Linked DNA regions of Mus musculus: region 1 is linked to region 2. Evidence: chromatin contacts called from ENCODE POLR2A ChIA-PET data. All regions are on one chromosome and are shown on one strand. Each heading gives the region's core, a stretch centred on a gene start or an enhancer-like site at or near the end of the contact. The rest is flanking DNA. Distances are from core to core; before and after follow the strand shown.

The links. ChIA-PET counts read pairs that join two places held with the same protein, here RNA polymerase II (POLR2A).
Region 1: POLR2A ChIA-PET joins it to region 2 with 19 read pairs in Patski. The contact joins the promoter of Tmem209 here to the promoter of Cep41 in region 2. POLR2A ChIA-PET finds 5 or more read pairs at or near these places in 3 of 5 experiments (Patski and embryonic stem cell).

The regions. Positions count from the first base shown.
Region 1 is chr6:30,506,457-30,513,987 of GRCm38, reverse strand. It overlaps Tmem209 (transmembrane protein 209), which reads left to right and starts at 4,205. Exons shown (of 15, transcript NM_178625.4): 1 at 4,205-4,303; 2 at 5,186-5,322; 3 at 5,476-5,534; 4 at 7,071-7,202. The coding sequence starts at 4,301. It overlaps Ssmem1 (serine-rich single-pass membrane protein 1), which reads right to left and starts at 1,702. Exons shown (of 3, transcript NM_029373.4): 1 at 1,446-1,702. The coding sequence starts at 1,628.
Region 2 is chr6:30,689,536-30,696,475 of GRCm38, reverse strand. It overlaps Cep41 (centrosomal protein 41), which reads left to right and starts at 2,727. Exons shown (of 11, transcript NM_031998.3): 1 at 2,727-2,839. The coding sequence starts at 2,807.

The DNA.
Region 1 (7,531 bases), core at 2,956-5,455, 180 kb after region 2:
AAATTCAATATACTTAGCTAGGGAGTCTAAAACACATATAAGCTATCACTATTCTAATTCTCCTTCTGGCAGAGTATTTACCTTAAGAAGCATTTAGACTTCAGATAAAACTTCTTGGCCAGGAGGTAGTAGGGGAAAGAGACTTTTTTTTATTATTAAAATGGAATCTACCTGGCACTGAAATAACAAACCTTCTCTTTTCCTCCATCCAGAGCTGATGGAACACTCAATCTTGCTGACCACTGGCAGCGGTGGGCTCTGGCTGTAATGCTAAATGGTGGGAGTAGCTTGATTAATCACCAGCCCAGTATTAATGGCCAGAAAAGATTCTGCGTCAGCAATTTGTAAGAGGTCAGTTGCTCATCATATGTTGAGGGCCACAGCCTTGATGATAAAGTGGACTATGACATCCCTAAGCTTCTAGCATTTTCTTTTGCTGATCTGTGACTTTAGCTCTGTTTAGTTTAGTTCTGTACCTTAATTTTATACAGAAGTTGTATTGCTGCATTCTAACTACTCCCCAAATCCTACCTGTGCTCTACCAATAACATTTACACCTTTGATTATAGAATAACATGGTTAGAAGAGGGATTTGAAAATTAGTAGTCAGTAGAGAGATTTATCTCAGCATTATACAGCAGATGAACAGAATGCAGACAATCTAAAACTTCAACTGCAAAATTTTATATTATAGTACAAGACAGAAAAATTATAGAATAGAAAGTGCTGTAGAGGGATGGAGAGATGGCTCAGTGGTTAAGAGCACTGACTGCTCTTCCAGAGGTCCTGAGTTCAATTTTCAGCAACCACATGGTGGCTCACAACCATCTGTAATGATATCTGATGCTTTCTTCTGAGGTGTCTGAAGACAGCTATAGTATACTTACATAAATAAATAAATAAATAAATAAATAAATCTTTTTTTTAAAAAAAAGAAGTGCTGTAGAGTGACTATAGCATGCGGAAGCGTTCACAAAATATCTAAGTTTAAACGTCAAGATATGAAAATACATACAATAGAAGCTAGACCAAACAAAGACAAAGGCAGACTACTGAGAAAAAGCAGGGAAAGAGTCACAAACTTCACAGTGTTTATCTCTACAGGAGTAGAGTGGTTTTCCTGTTCTTTATCCCTTTCAACAGCTTTAGATTCTCTAGCATGGGATTGCGCCATATTTGTTTGTGTTGTTTTTCAAGACAGAGTTTCTCAGTGTAGCCCTGACTGTCCTAGAACTCACTCTGTAGACCAGGCTGGACCAAACTCCCAGAGACCAGCCTGCCTCTGCCTCACCAGTGCTCACATCAAAGGCGTGGGCCACCAACATGCCTAAGGACTATCTCACTTATTAAACAAAATAAAAACCTTAAAATACATCAAACTACAGACAATGCAGTTAATGAAAGACCCCATAGAGATGTGATTTAGACCGAAAAGGATTCCCTACCCAGACGGAAGCGCGAGAGAAGAACATGAGGATCAGTATGATGATGAAGTACCAAAGCAGGAAACTTCCTATTGTCCCGCAAGAGTCATCCTTCCGGCACTCGGCATCCTGACTGGGCATGGTGAAACCGAGAGGTATGGGAGGGGGATCCACCTCCCAAAATAAAGACAAAAGGTGTCCCATGATAGCTTCTTGCTTAGAAAATAAACATGCTCAAAGGGATGAAGGTGACCGGGAACGATTTCCCTCCGTGACCTAGGACAACTTCCCTGGCAACCAATTATGACATAGACTTAAGCTACTGTTGCAGGTACTGATACATGTTCTTAGATGCCTTAGATGGGCAGATCTATCTAGAGGACCTCTAAGAGAGTTGATGGTATTTCTCAATATACTTCCTTCTGCGACCGAGGTTGAAATGTCCTTATCCTTTACTGCCATCTCTTTAAGTGTTCAAGGTCTTGGTTTTCACCAGTCTCTCTCTCTTTTTCAATGTGTACCACACCATTGTAAATTAACACACACAGTTCTAGTGCCTTCCAGACCACACTGAGTGTTCCCTAAACTTTAATGTTGACACCTTCAGTCCCATCTTGTATTTGGAGATAAGGCCAGAAAAGAGTATTGAAGAGAGAGAGCAGTAGGTAAAGGCGTATGATGCCAAGGCATGCGGCCTGCATTCGATCCTTGGGGCCCACGAGGTGGAAGCAGAATATTGACTCCACACCCTCAGTATGGCACATGTGCACTCACATGTAGGCACAACCACACACAAAATAAATGTCTCTTTAGAAAATTCCTCAAGAGCTCAAAGATGGTTCAATCAGGCCATGAGGATGGAGCCTTAATCTTACTGTAGTCTCAAGGAAGATGAAAGGACACCAAGAATTCACCAACCCAGGGGAAAGGCCACCAGAGAGAATAAGATGAAGCCACATAGACAAGCCAACACCACCTGTCTCAGAAGAAACCAGCCCTCCTCACATTCTGGTCTTAGATTCCATCTTCCCAAACCCTGTGTGGGAACAAAGTCTGGTGTTTTGGGGTTTTTTTTAAAGTACTGCCTAACTTTTTCTTTTGAAGGAGGCACTGGTGTTCTGGGATATTTGGTTATGATAACTCTAATAATACATAATGGTAACTATCAACTTCAGTGTGGCAAGTGTTTTTTAAGCCCCGGAAGAAATACACATTAGTTTATGGGTTACATTAAGAGAAAGAGATAGAGCCGGGCGTGGTAGCGCACGCCTTTGATCCCAGCACTCGGGAGGCAGAGGCAGGAGGATTTCTGTGTTCGAGGCCAACCTGGTCTAAAAGTGAGTTCCAGGACAGCCTGGGCTATACAGAGAAACTCTGCCTCGAAAAAAAACAAAAAAAGAGCAAGAGATAGAGAGGGAGGGAGCGGGAGAGAGAGGGAGAGGGAGAGGGAGGGAGAGACAGAAAGACAGAGAGACAGAGAGACAGAGAGAAACCACACCAAGGGCTGGTGAGATGGCTCAGCAAGTAGGAGCACTGACTACTCTTCTGAGGGTCCTAAGTTCAAATCCCAGCAACTGCATGGTGGCTCACAACCACCTATACTGAGATCCGACGTCCTCTCCTGGTGTGTCAGAAGACAGCTACATTGTACTTATGTACAATAATAAATAAATCTTTGGGCCTTTTTAGATAGACTTACATGTGGAGAAATGAGCTGTCATTTTGGATTTGACTGTATACTGACAGAATTGAACCTGTTCTCTTGGAACAATTGTCAAGTTAGTTCATCTCCAAATCTATGTCCAGATCCAAACATTGTACTAAGACAATATAAACATGATTTTAAAAAAAACCTAAAAACCTATTAGCTCTTTAAGAGCATACACTATGCACTACCACAATGAAACTTCATTTTCTTCTGTTTAATCTTGATATTTAGTTACTATCTTGAGACAATGTCATTATGGCTAGCTTTGGAACTCCAGAGGCACTTGCCCCCGCCTCTCGATTGCTGGGATTAAAGGCATGTATGTACCAAGGCCTGGCTGGCACACTTCTCCAGGCACTGGCTACGCTGGCCACTAGTTGGGCCAGTGCTGCCACTCCCAAGAAAGCTCTTCCAGAGTTGGACTTGCTTCCCTGTCCTCACCTGCAGGACACAGGCAAAGCTCTTTAGAACAATAGCCAGGAAGCCAAGCCCCCATCCCTGCCTCGTACTCCACACATGGCGTATTGTCAGAACTTGCACTAGCTACTAAGGAAAACCACTCACCTCCCTGGTGACTCTTTTCTCAGTTCTTTCAAAGAACATTCAGGGCAAAGGTGGGGTTTTGTTTGTTTGTTTGTTTTTAACCCCAAAACCACCACTAACTTCAATAGAACGTTCCAGTTTTTCTTCCTAATGCTGCATCCTCATAAGGTGGATATTTGAGAATTTACATTGGGTCAAACCAATTGAGGGAGAAAACACTTCAAAAGAGGAAAAATGCTTTGTCATTGCTGAGTGTGTCTAACACATCAGGCATGCTTGTATCCTACCAATTAGCCGTAGGGGGCCCTAGATAAAGCTACAATTAGTAATATCCAAACTTCAGCTTGCTACAATCATTACTTTTTACTAAGTGTTCAGAATCTGGTCTGAATTTTGCAGCTCAGCCTTTTCCTGCAGCTAAGTAGGAGGCACAAATCCGAGGGCGTTCCCCTGGCAACGATCGCGGCTCGGGTCCTTCTGCCCCACCCCTCTCCCTCTCGCGAGAAGAGAGGGCCCGGTTCTTCCGGTAACTGTAGCCCGGCTTGCCCGCCGCCGCCGCCTTAGTCTTGCCTCTGCGCATGTGCAGTAGGGAGTGGCGCGAGTCCACGGCTTCCTGCTGAAGAACATGGTGCGTTTGGGGGGGTTGTCTTGTGCTTCCTGGACATGGAGTCCGTGCTGTTCCCTCAGAGTTCCAAACCTAAAGTTGTGCCTGAGGTTCAGCCAGGGGATGATGTAGCTAGGAATCTTGCCACTTGTAGTGCAAGGGAAGAAAGACACATGAAGGATAATTATAAAGCTCGTACTGAGGTAGCCAGGGAGGGAAGCTCTCCGAGGAGAGTTTTGGCGCGGGGCAGGAAGGCGGGAAGGATGCTAATGTGCTCTAGAATATGACTCCCGGGAGCTGCCCTCTCAGTGATTGCAGAGCTGAGCCTAGCGAGACAAAGGAGATGACAGTTTTAGTAACCCAAACTGAACGCACGTGTTCCCGTTCCCGTCTCTCTCTTGACTCTTCACGTGAATAGTACCCGTCCACCCCGTGAGAAAAGCTTTACAATTTCATCACCAAAAGGAGATGCTAAGCCTGTATCACTCCATGGTCAAGGTTAGGGTCTGACACAGTAATGACAAAAGTTGATATCTGGTGTCTCTTCATCTAGATGTAGTAACTCGAAGCAGAGACAAAAGAACTCTTTGCGAACTTAATAACAAACCATTACATTATGTAGCAAAACATTTTAATTTATTGGAACCATTAGCTTCTCTGAAATAACCAGCAAGTTCCCTGCTGATTTTTCTGTGGTACCTAAGAAGATATTTCAGGGTTGTGTATACTAATATTAAAGTTTCATATACTAATATTAAAGGGGAAAGTTGGGGAGAAATTTTAAAGAAGAGAAAAGTTGGGGGGGGGAGCAGTTACTTTACAACAGACATTTTTGATTTCTTAAGAGTAGTTTCTTTTCATTTCAGGCTGTTTTGTTTTTTTGTTTTTTGTTTTGCCTTTGAATAGATGCAAGGAGACGTAAGCCCCAATCCTTCCCTTATTGACAGAACCATCAAGATGAGAAAAGAAACAGAAACTAGGAAAGTGGTTTTAGCTTGGGGACTCCTAAATGTATCCATGGCTGGAATGATATATACTGAAATGTAAGTTAATCAGCCCATAAGTGAAAATTTTAACTATTGTTGGCTGGCACTGTGGCTTTTTATATTTGTTTTGGTTTTAAGTGTTTGGTTGGTTTGTGGTGGGCGTGTTATTTATTTATTTAAATAACTGGAAAGCCTTTCTAATCTTTTCAGGACTGGAAAGTTAATCAGTACATATTATAATGTGACATACTGGCCCCTCTGGTATATCGGTAAGTAATTTCCACTATAATTTAGATTTACTACATATGAAAACTTGCTTGTAAATTTAATTCAGCTTAGTATTCATTCTTTTATTCAGACAAATGAGTTCTTACTCAGTTTCCCAAAGTCATGAGTCTAGTGAAGGAACGAGGTAACCCCTTTTATGGAAAGAACATTCTAGTAGGAGGCTGAGTCAGAAGGATTACTTCAAGTCTGAGGCCAGCCTGGGATAAATTGCAGAACCCTGTCTCAAAAACAAACAACAACAAAAACACACCAAAATAGAAGCCAGGTATGGCAGAATATCTAGTCCCGGTACTTGGGAGGGAGAAGGAATCAGACATGGAGGCCAGCCTGGCACCTGAGACCACCTCTCTAAGGTCAAAGCTATAAACAATACCGAGTTGGGAAGTTAGGAGTCCTACCACGAAAAATAAAGCATGGGAGGGGGGTAAGGTTCACCTTTGCCACACCTGAAAACCCTCTGCTTCAGGATTACATCAGAGTCATCCTTGGGATATAAAGAGCCCTGGAGAGCCTGGAAGTGGTAGCACACACCTTTAATCACAGCGTTCAGGAGGCAGAGGCAGATAGATCTCTGAGTTTAAAGTCAGCCTGGTCTATACAGAGAAAGCCTGTCTTGGGGTGAAGGGGTTTCTATCATCCAGGAATAGAGAGATGACTCAGAGGTTAAGAGCACTATGACTTTTGCACAGTACCAGGTTTGGTTCCTGGTACCCCCAAGGTGACTCAATCAACTCCAGTTCTAGGAGGTCCAATACATGTCATCAAAACACTCATACACATAAAAATAACTTTGAGTTTGTTTCTAGTCTTATTAGAGTGGGTGTGGCAGATGGAAAAGGAAGGGAGTTGGGATCTTTAGGTGTAAGAATCATGGCTCGCTAGTAAGCTAGGGGCTCTCTAACACTCACTTGGTGACTAAAATGAAAGTAAGAATTGTGTTGTGCAGTTATAAGAATTAGTAATAGTTGAAAACTCACCAGTAAATCCTCTGCATCTGCCACTCTAATTAAGTGGTATCTGGTTTGAGGAAGAAGAAAATAGTTTTTAATTTTTGATGTTAATTTGCTAAACTACGAAGCAATTTTTATTCCCCAACCAAAATGAAACTGGGACCATTTTGCTTTTAAAATAATAAATTGGGGACTGGTGAGATGGCTCAGTGAGTAAGAGCACCGACTGCTCTTCTGAAGGTCCTGAGTTCAGATCCCAGCAACCACATGGTGGCTCATAACCATCTGTAACAAGATCTGACACCCTCTTCTGGAGTGTCTGGGGACAGCTACAGTGTACTTACATATAATAAATAAATAAATCTATTATAATAATAATAATAATAAATTGGAGCTGGAGAGGTGACTTACCCATTATGGCACTTGGTACCGGACATTGTGACCTGAGTTTGATCCCCAAAACTGACATGGTGAAAAAAGAGAACCAACAAGTTGTCCTCTGACCTCCACATGCCCCCAAATAAGTGAGGAGAATATCTTAATAATAAAGTTACCGGTTTCTTCTAGAACTCGCACTTGCATCGCTCTTCAGTCTTAATGCCTTGTTTGATTTTTGGAGATACTTCAAATATACCGTAGCACCAACAAGTCTGGTAGTTAGCCCCGGACAGCAAGCACTGTTAGGGTTGAAACAGGCTGGTAAGTATTGTGGGGGAGGGGAGCTGGGGGGAGCAGGGGGTAGTCCTTTATCTATTTTCCCTTTTTATAGACTGAGCTAGAAGGCCATCTATTACATAAAGCCAGTTTATAGGAAATTCTGATACAATTATCATTGTTATTTCTGTGAATTGAGTGGAACATCAAATAACATTGTGCAAATATATTTTACTCTTTTAAACATTGTAGAAGTAGTAAACAGCCAGTTAGTTCTAATTGTATAATAATGCTTCCTGTGATTTTATAGCCAGAACCTGCAGTTTTTTTTCTCCTTGGGAGGCAGGGGGGGATTGAGTTCCTTAATTTTGTTT
Region 2 (6,940 bases), core at 1,478-3,977:
TTATATTTCCATACCCCCTGGAACAAGAGTTTAAAAACAGTCTTACAATATGCTGGACATTACATTTTCTGTTCTTGGAAATTGGATTGTTGGTCTGTACCCTTATGAATGCGTTATCACCCACCCATTTGCTTGATTTCCAAGTTGAAAGCTTTATAGCTGCCCTTGCCATAGCCCAGGTTCTCATCTTGCTTACCCCACTTCATGGACCTCTATCGCTTCACCTATAGCCTTCAAGTTTCTCCTTTCTTCCTTTCCTCCAACCTCTGGGCTTTGGCCCCTTCTTATTCCTTTTCTCCCTCATTTAGTCTCTGAGTATGCTTGCGTGTGTACATGCATGGAAGTCACAGGACAACTTGCAAGTAGTTGGTCCTCCCCTCCCCTTCCACCATGTAGGTTCCAGGGATTGACCTCAGGTCACTCACTTTGGCAGCCAGGACCTTGACAACAAAGCCATCCCACATGTCCGTTTCCAAATTTTCTACCCATAATCCCTATGGTCACTTTGAAGTGGAAATGTAAGGGTTCTCTGAGAAGTCATTTGGATGGTGTTTTGCTATGACAAACACGTGAAGGAAAGTTTCGTTAAAGTGGACACAGGTGGGAAAGGCTAAGGCCGATTCATGAGGGAACTGTGTCTAAAGCAGACACAGGAGAGAGGATGTTCTAAAGCAAGTGCATAAAAGGACAGGTGATGAAGGATTCTTTGCTAACAACACGCATGTATCGGTCTGCTTTACATTGTGTTGTTGAGCTACATTGTATTGTTGATCTGCATTTGTTCGGACACAGTAGAGAAAAATGCACCAAAAAAAACCCTTCTGGTGGTGTGCTGCAGTTTGTTGCGGCTTCCAAGGACTGGGGCTGACTGGATGCCTGTGCTTTAGGCAAGCGTCCTGCTGAGGTAAGACGTGTGCTGAGGCAAGGCACGTGGAGGACACTTGATGTGTGAAAGGCATAAATGGGACTCCAAGGAATGACGGAGACAGAGCCCGGCTTGCTCATACAGTTAGCTGTGCAACACTGGTGGGTCTCGGTGGTCTTTGCTGGCCTTCACTTTCCTGAGAGAGGCACAACAGAGAACTTCTCCTTGGGTTCCCGATGGTCCCTCCTGCTGACTCAAGTTGAGGCTGGGGCCAGGCTGTCTCTGCTAGGTCTTGTCACCACTGTTGCTAAGCCAACTTTACCGAACTGGACCCCTGGTGTATCCGTGAGGTATTTGCAACTAGATCAAGCTGCCGCTGCCTGCTAACCTGTGAATTGAACTGCCGATTTCCAGACAACACTGAGTTGCTCCAAAGAACCTTTCTAAACAGGTCCATTTCCCACATATCCTTTCTTTTCTACTACCTCTGGTGGGGTGGTGGGCTACAAGGAAGGTTAAAGCATTTAAGAACCATCGTTAATAATAGGATTTGAAAAAAAAATTAAAGCTAGAGTTACTCCAACTCCAAGCTGCACAGGGGTTCGCTATGCAAAGATGTGATAAATACACCCTATCTACTCCCTTCTAACCTTTGCAGCCCCCAATCCTTCATTCTAATAGAATGATGAGTGGGAATTTTAGAAGGGTTAAAGACTAGACATGGTAAAGGGATTTAAGATAAACCTTGGTAGGTATTAAACACTAAACACAGTACAAGGGGCAGTTAGGACAATAGTCCAAGATCCTGGAGGTCCAGTCTGAATGACTTGATCCAAGATACGGCCCTAAGAGCAGGTTCCTGAAGTTGCTATGAGGCACGACAGGGTATGAGAGACCACGTTGTTGACTAGGTCATCTGCGTAGACCCTGCCATAGTTCACATGGATGTTGTTATTAACACAGAGCTAGCCAGTATGAACAAACCAATGGAACCTTTCTCTATTCCTGGAAAAAAAAACGACTTAGAGCACAGGACAAAGGGTTACTGTGCTGTTTCTTCCCTGTAAAATGAAATAGTAATTTTGATGGATTTGGTGGGACATTTAGGAGCCAAGTCAAACTGTGTGGGTAATTGTTTTGTAAAGGTGCTAGGACTTAATTTTCAGATCTGGAATGAGAACAGGTGGTGGTTGGTGGCAGGAGTTACAATGGTTTCCATGACAACGGGATCGGATTTTAGTCATCTTTCCCATCCTCCACAAAACATACTGCCGCTTTCTTCATAAGGTGCTTATTAAATACTTGTTAAATGAATGATGAACCACTGAACGGTGTGTGCTCTTTGCAATTAAGGTTGCTGTTCTTTCGCTAGACTAAAAGCTTTTAGAGCAACAATAATTACTGTGTTTACTTATGATATTTTGCATAATTTGCATAATAACTTAAGACCTGAACATAATAAACTATGCACTCTCGTTCCAGTTGAACATCCCTGGCCCAAATCATGTCCTTTGCCGTGGAAGAAGTAGCCCCGATGTTTGGTTAGAAAGACTTTACAAAGGGTTGGGGGGACCTGTGGTGAATTTGTGTTCTCTCTCCAGCCTGAGGCCAGACCCTCCCCCCCCCCCCCTTCTCAGGTCTGCGCAGGCGCCGGAGCCCCTCCCCCTTCCTTCCCGCGCTCAGGCAGGAGCTGGGCGCCAGGATCCAAGCTGCGCTAGCGGGCGTCCCGCGTTGCCCTTGGCAACCATTGAGCAGCTTTTTTTGCTCTCCCCGCCCGGGCCGAAGCAGTAAACGGAGCTTCTATTGGCTGGCCTGGGCAGCCGAGCCAATCGGAAGAGAGGTTACAGGGAGGCGGCTGAGTGGGGGCTGGAGGGGGGTAGGAAGCTAGATTAGTAGCCAGACGTGAGGCTAGAACCCCGAGCGTGGTCGGTTGGAGCAAATATGTCTGCCCGGAGGCACATTGGGAATCCTGAGGTGAGGGCCAGGTCCGGACCCGAGAGCCGGAGGGGGCGGGCGCACCGGAAAAGGCGCCACGTGGGCAGGGACGAACAGCCGGCCACTTCCGCCGCCCGGAAGGCGGGAAGTGGCCAGCGTGAGGAGGGGGCCGAGCGCAGGGCCTGGGGCGGGGCAGGCCGAGGCTCCACGTCAGTGGCACCCGCCGGTGCCGGGCGTGCTCGCCCCACAAAGACCCACCGGACACCGACGTTCGAGGCTTGGAGGAGCCAAGTACATAAAGACACAGCCCCTGCCCTCAAAGAGTTTACAGTCTAGGAGTGACACCTGCAAACAAAGTAAAAATCAAAGACCCCCAAAACATGGAAGGAGGTGAAGGGGCCCATCACTTCTGAGTTGGGGTACCCCAGGCCAAGCCGCCCTTGCAAAGGGAGCAAAATAGGGCCCTTTGTTCTCCTTTACCCTCAGTGCCCTTGTGCATTTGTAGCAGTTTAATGTCACCCAGTGTTATTTGACCCTTACCAAACAAGTAACCAGACCTACAAAGAGAACGACAGAGTCTCTACAGTAGAGTTCAGTCTAGTGATGGAAATTGGTGAGCTTCGGGAGAGAGATGGAGGAGGAAAGACAGCACTCAAGCTGAGAGAAGGAGGGGCGTTCTTGAGCTGAAAAGGCCCCAACCCATCAAGGCCACTCGTGAGTCAGGTGAAGAGCTTGCTAGAACAGCCTGTGTAAAGCCAAGGAGAGCTTCAACTCCGACCAAGTCCCAGTAGGAGTCTACAGAACAAAAGGCAATTTGAGAGGGGCCTTCTGCACCTTCATAGCAAACACCAGTTGTAGGTCTTGGATTTCTTGTTGAATGCCTGGTGTCGGAAACTGTGGCATGTGTATTGGAGTGCCATGATAGTAATGTCTGTTATTTTGGTGGGGTTTTTTGTTTGTTTGGTTGTTTTTTGTTGTTGTTGTTTGGTTGGTTGGTTGTCTCTGAGACAGTCTCACTATGTAGCTCCAGCTGTCCTGGAACTCACTATGTGGACTAGGCTGGCCTCAAACTTAAAGAGATCCACCTGCCTCTGCCTCATAGATACTGGAATTTAAAGGCATGTGCCGCCACTACTAAACCTTGATAGTGATGTGTAAATATTACACAGTGTCACTTACATTTGGAGTCTAAAGTCCAACTCAGTGAAGTAGAAATTAGAATAATGGTCACCAGAAGTTAGGGATATAGCGTCTGGGACAAAGAGATGCTGGTCGCAGGGTAGAAAGTTTGTTAGGAGAACTAAACTTTTGAGATGGCACAGGAGATGACACAGCAGGGTGACTAAAATATAAATTTAATGTACATCTCAGATTAGCCAAGAGAACATTCCAAACCTCTCCTCACAACAAGGGAGGTAATGACGATATTTACTAACTTAATAATTGCACAGTGTGTGCATGTCAACCTTTTTTTCCTAGAAATAAATTATGTTTTGTCAACTAAAATAATATCAATATTAGATGCCTGTGATGGGGTGGGCTGGGTAGTTCAAGATTGGGAATACCATTATCCTGCCTACTGGTCAGCACGCAAGAAGCTTCTAAGGAGTTTTAGTCATGTGCTCAGACTTGCATTTTAGGCACCATCATAGCCACACTGTGGTGGATGGAGTTGGACAGGCTGTGTCGAGGAGCGGAGACATTGATGAGGTGGTTATGTTGCCATATGTCTGAACTGATGCTAGGAAGTCGGGGCAGAATGAAAGAGAACTATTAGGTGTAAAACCCACCATCAAGCATGATCGCCCTTGAGAGAGGGCATCAAGGCAGATGACTTCCATCCCCAGCTGGGACCATTCATGGGCTCTCCTGAAGGAAGCCGGAAATATAGGACAAAGAGTCCGTCAGAAGAGGAAGGATGTAAACACTTGCTGTCTTTACTGCCTTCTTTGAGTGGAGGGCCACTTCCAGGAATTCTTGAGAAAGAATGCATATGTGTTTTTGTACCCAAAATATCCTATCTAAAACTGTCTCCATTCTACATTCTTATTCTTCTTTTTTTTCCCCTGAGTGTGTGGCTGAAGATAGATTTCATGGTTGGAAAACAACATCTTGAAAACATTGTGCTGTGACCCAGCAGCCAGTGTGTCTGTAGAAAAATCCAAAGCCATCCTGTTGCTTTGTGACTTGTTGTTCCTTTCAGGAAGCTTCATTTTGTTCCCTGTGTTAGAACATTTCACAAAGGATTCCTTGTTATGGCCTGTTCTCATTCACTTTGATAAACACCAGAACCTTATATCTTTCTAGTCTGTAAATTTTTTCTTGAGTTATTTTACAGTTGACTTCATTTCCTCCACCCTCTTTCTCGGGTTCAGCATTTTGATATTATACCCATATAAACTGGTTCTGATTTTTTTCCACTTCTATCTCCTATTTTTGTCTTTCTGCTTTAAGAAATTTAAGTTTATGTTGGGTGATGGTGGCTTACACCTTTTATCGCAGCCTGATCTAGAGTGAGTTCCAGGACAGCCAAGGCCCTGCCTTGAAAAACAGGGAGGGAGAGAAGGAGGGAGCACACACTGTATTTTCTAATTCTTGTATTGATTGTAGTTTCTGCTGTGTTTGTGTGTGTGTGAGAGAGAGAGAGCCTATATGTGTGTGTGAGTATATGTATATATGTGTGAGGGTACATGTGCAGAATCCATGTATATAGGTATTTGTGTAAGTGTATGTATGTATATGTGTGTGAGTTTTATGTGTGTGGGTATATGTGCAGGATCCACATATATGGGTATTTGTGTATATGTAGGTCAGCAACCTTGGGTACTCCCCGCAGATGCTGTTGACCCTGGGTTGTGTTTGTTTGCTTGTTTGTTTTTGAGACAGAGTTTCTCACTAGCTTGGAATTCAGTCGGGCTAGGCTGGCTGACCATACGTCTCAGAACCATCTATCTCTGTCTTTTTAGCACTGGGATATCACCCCAGCCTTTTCACATGAGTTCTGGGAACCGAGGTTAGATCCTCATGCTTGCCCAGCCATCATTCTTCTGAGATGTCTCCCAGACCCCCATCATTTTCATTTTTAAGAGCTATTTTTTCCCTCTGATGTTCCTTTTTTAAAGGCGTTATTTTTATAGATTTGCAGAAAGGTGTTAAAATAGTACATAGGTCTCTTGTTCCCTTTAGTCAGCTTTCCACAGTGTAGTACACCATCAGAACTAGAGTATTAAAGCTTGTACAACTTGTGTATAGTTGTAGGCTATCTCACCACCTGTGTGCATATGCACAGAGCTACTGTTACTTCATTACCACAATAGCTCCCTCATGGCACCTTTCCCAATCACACCCGTTTTCCTCTCTTACTGCTCTCATCCTTGGCAACCACAAATATGTTTTCTGTTTCTGTATTGCCACCTTAAGAATGCTATAGGAACAGAGTCATCCAGTGTACGACCTTTTCGGATAGCTTTCTCTTTCTACTCAGGATAGTGTCCTTGAGACACCTCAGGGTGATGCATGCAGTTGACTTCTTAGTTGTTGACTAGTACTCGTAGTGTGGGTAGACCAGTACTCTGTAGTCTGAATAGACTGGTTTGTTCACTCATTAACTCATCCAGTCAGTGTAAAACATTTTGATTGCTTTCAGTCTATTAGAAATAGTCTATTAGAAATAGAGATTTCAGCTTTTGTGTGGACAGTAATCTTCATTTCTGTAAGATAGATAGGTACCCAGGAGTACAGTGGCTAAGTTATATGGTAAGCATATGTTTAGTTTTCATAGAAAATGTTGTGTGATTTTTTTTCCAGAGAGGCTGTACCACTTTTCATTCCTATTAATAGTGTATGAGAATTTTAGATTTTGCAAAATGTTGGTAACATCTGATATTGTCAATGTAGATAAACCATGTTATTTCATTGTGGGATTAAAAACGGCGGGGGGGGGTTGGGGGGGAAGGTAAGAAGACAACTTGTGAGAGTTGGTTTTTCTACCATGTATGTTGCCAGGTTTGGTGGTGAGTGCCTTTACCTACTGAGTTGTCTCGCCAACCCTCATTATGGTCTTAGTTTGTAGTCTCTAATGGACACAAAGGCTGGCAATCTTGTCATGTGATTATCTGTCATCTAGAGAACCTCTTCAGT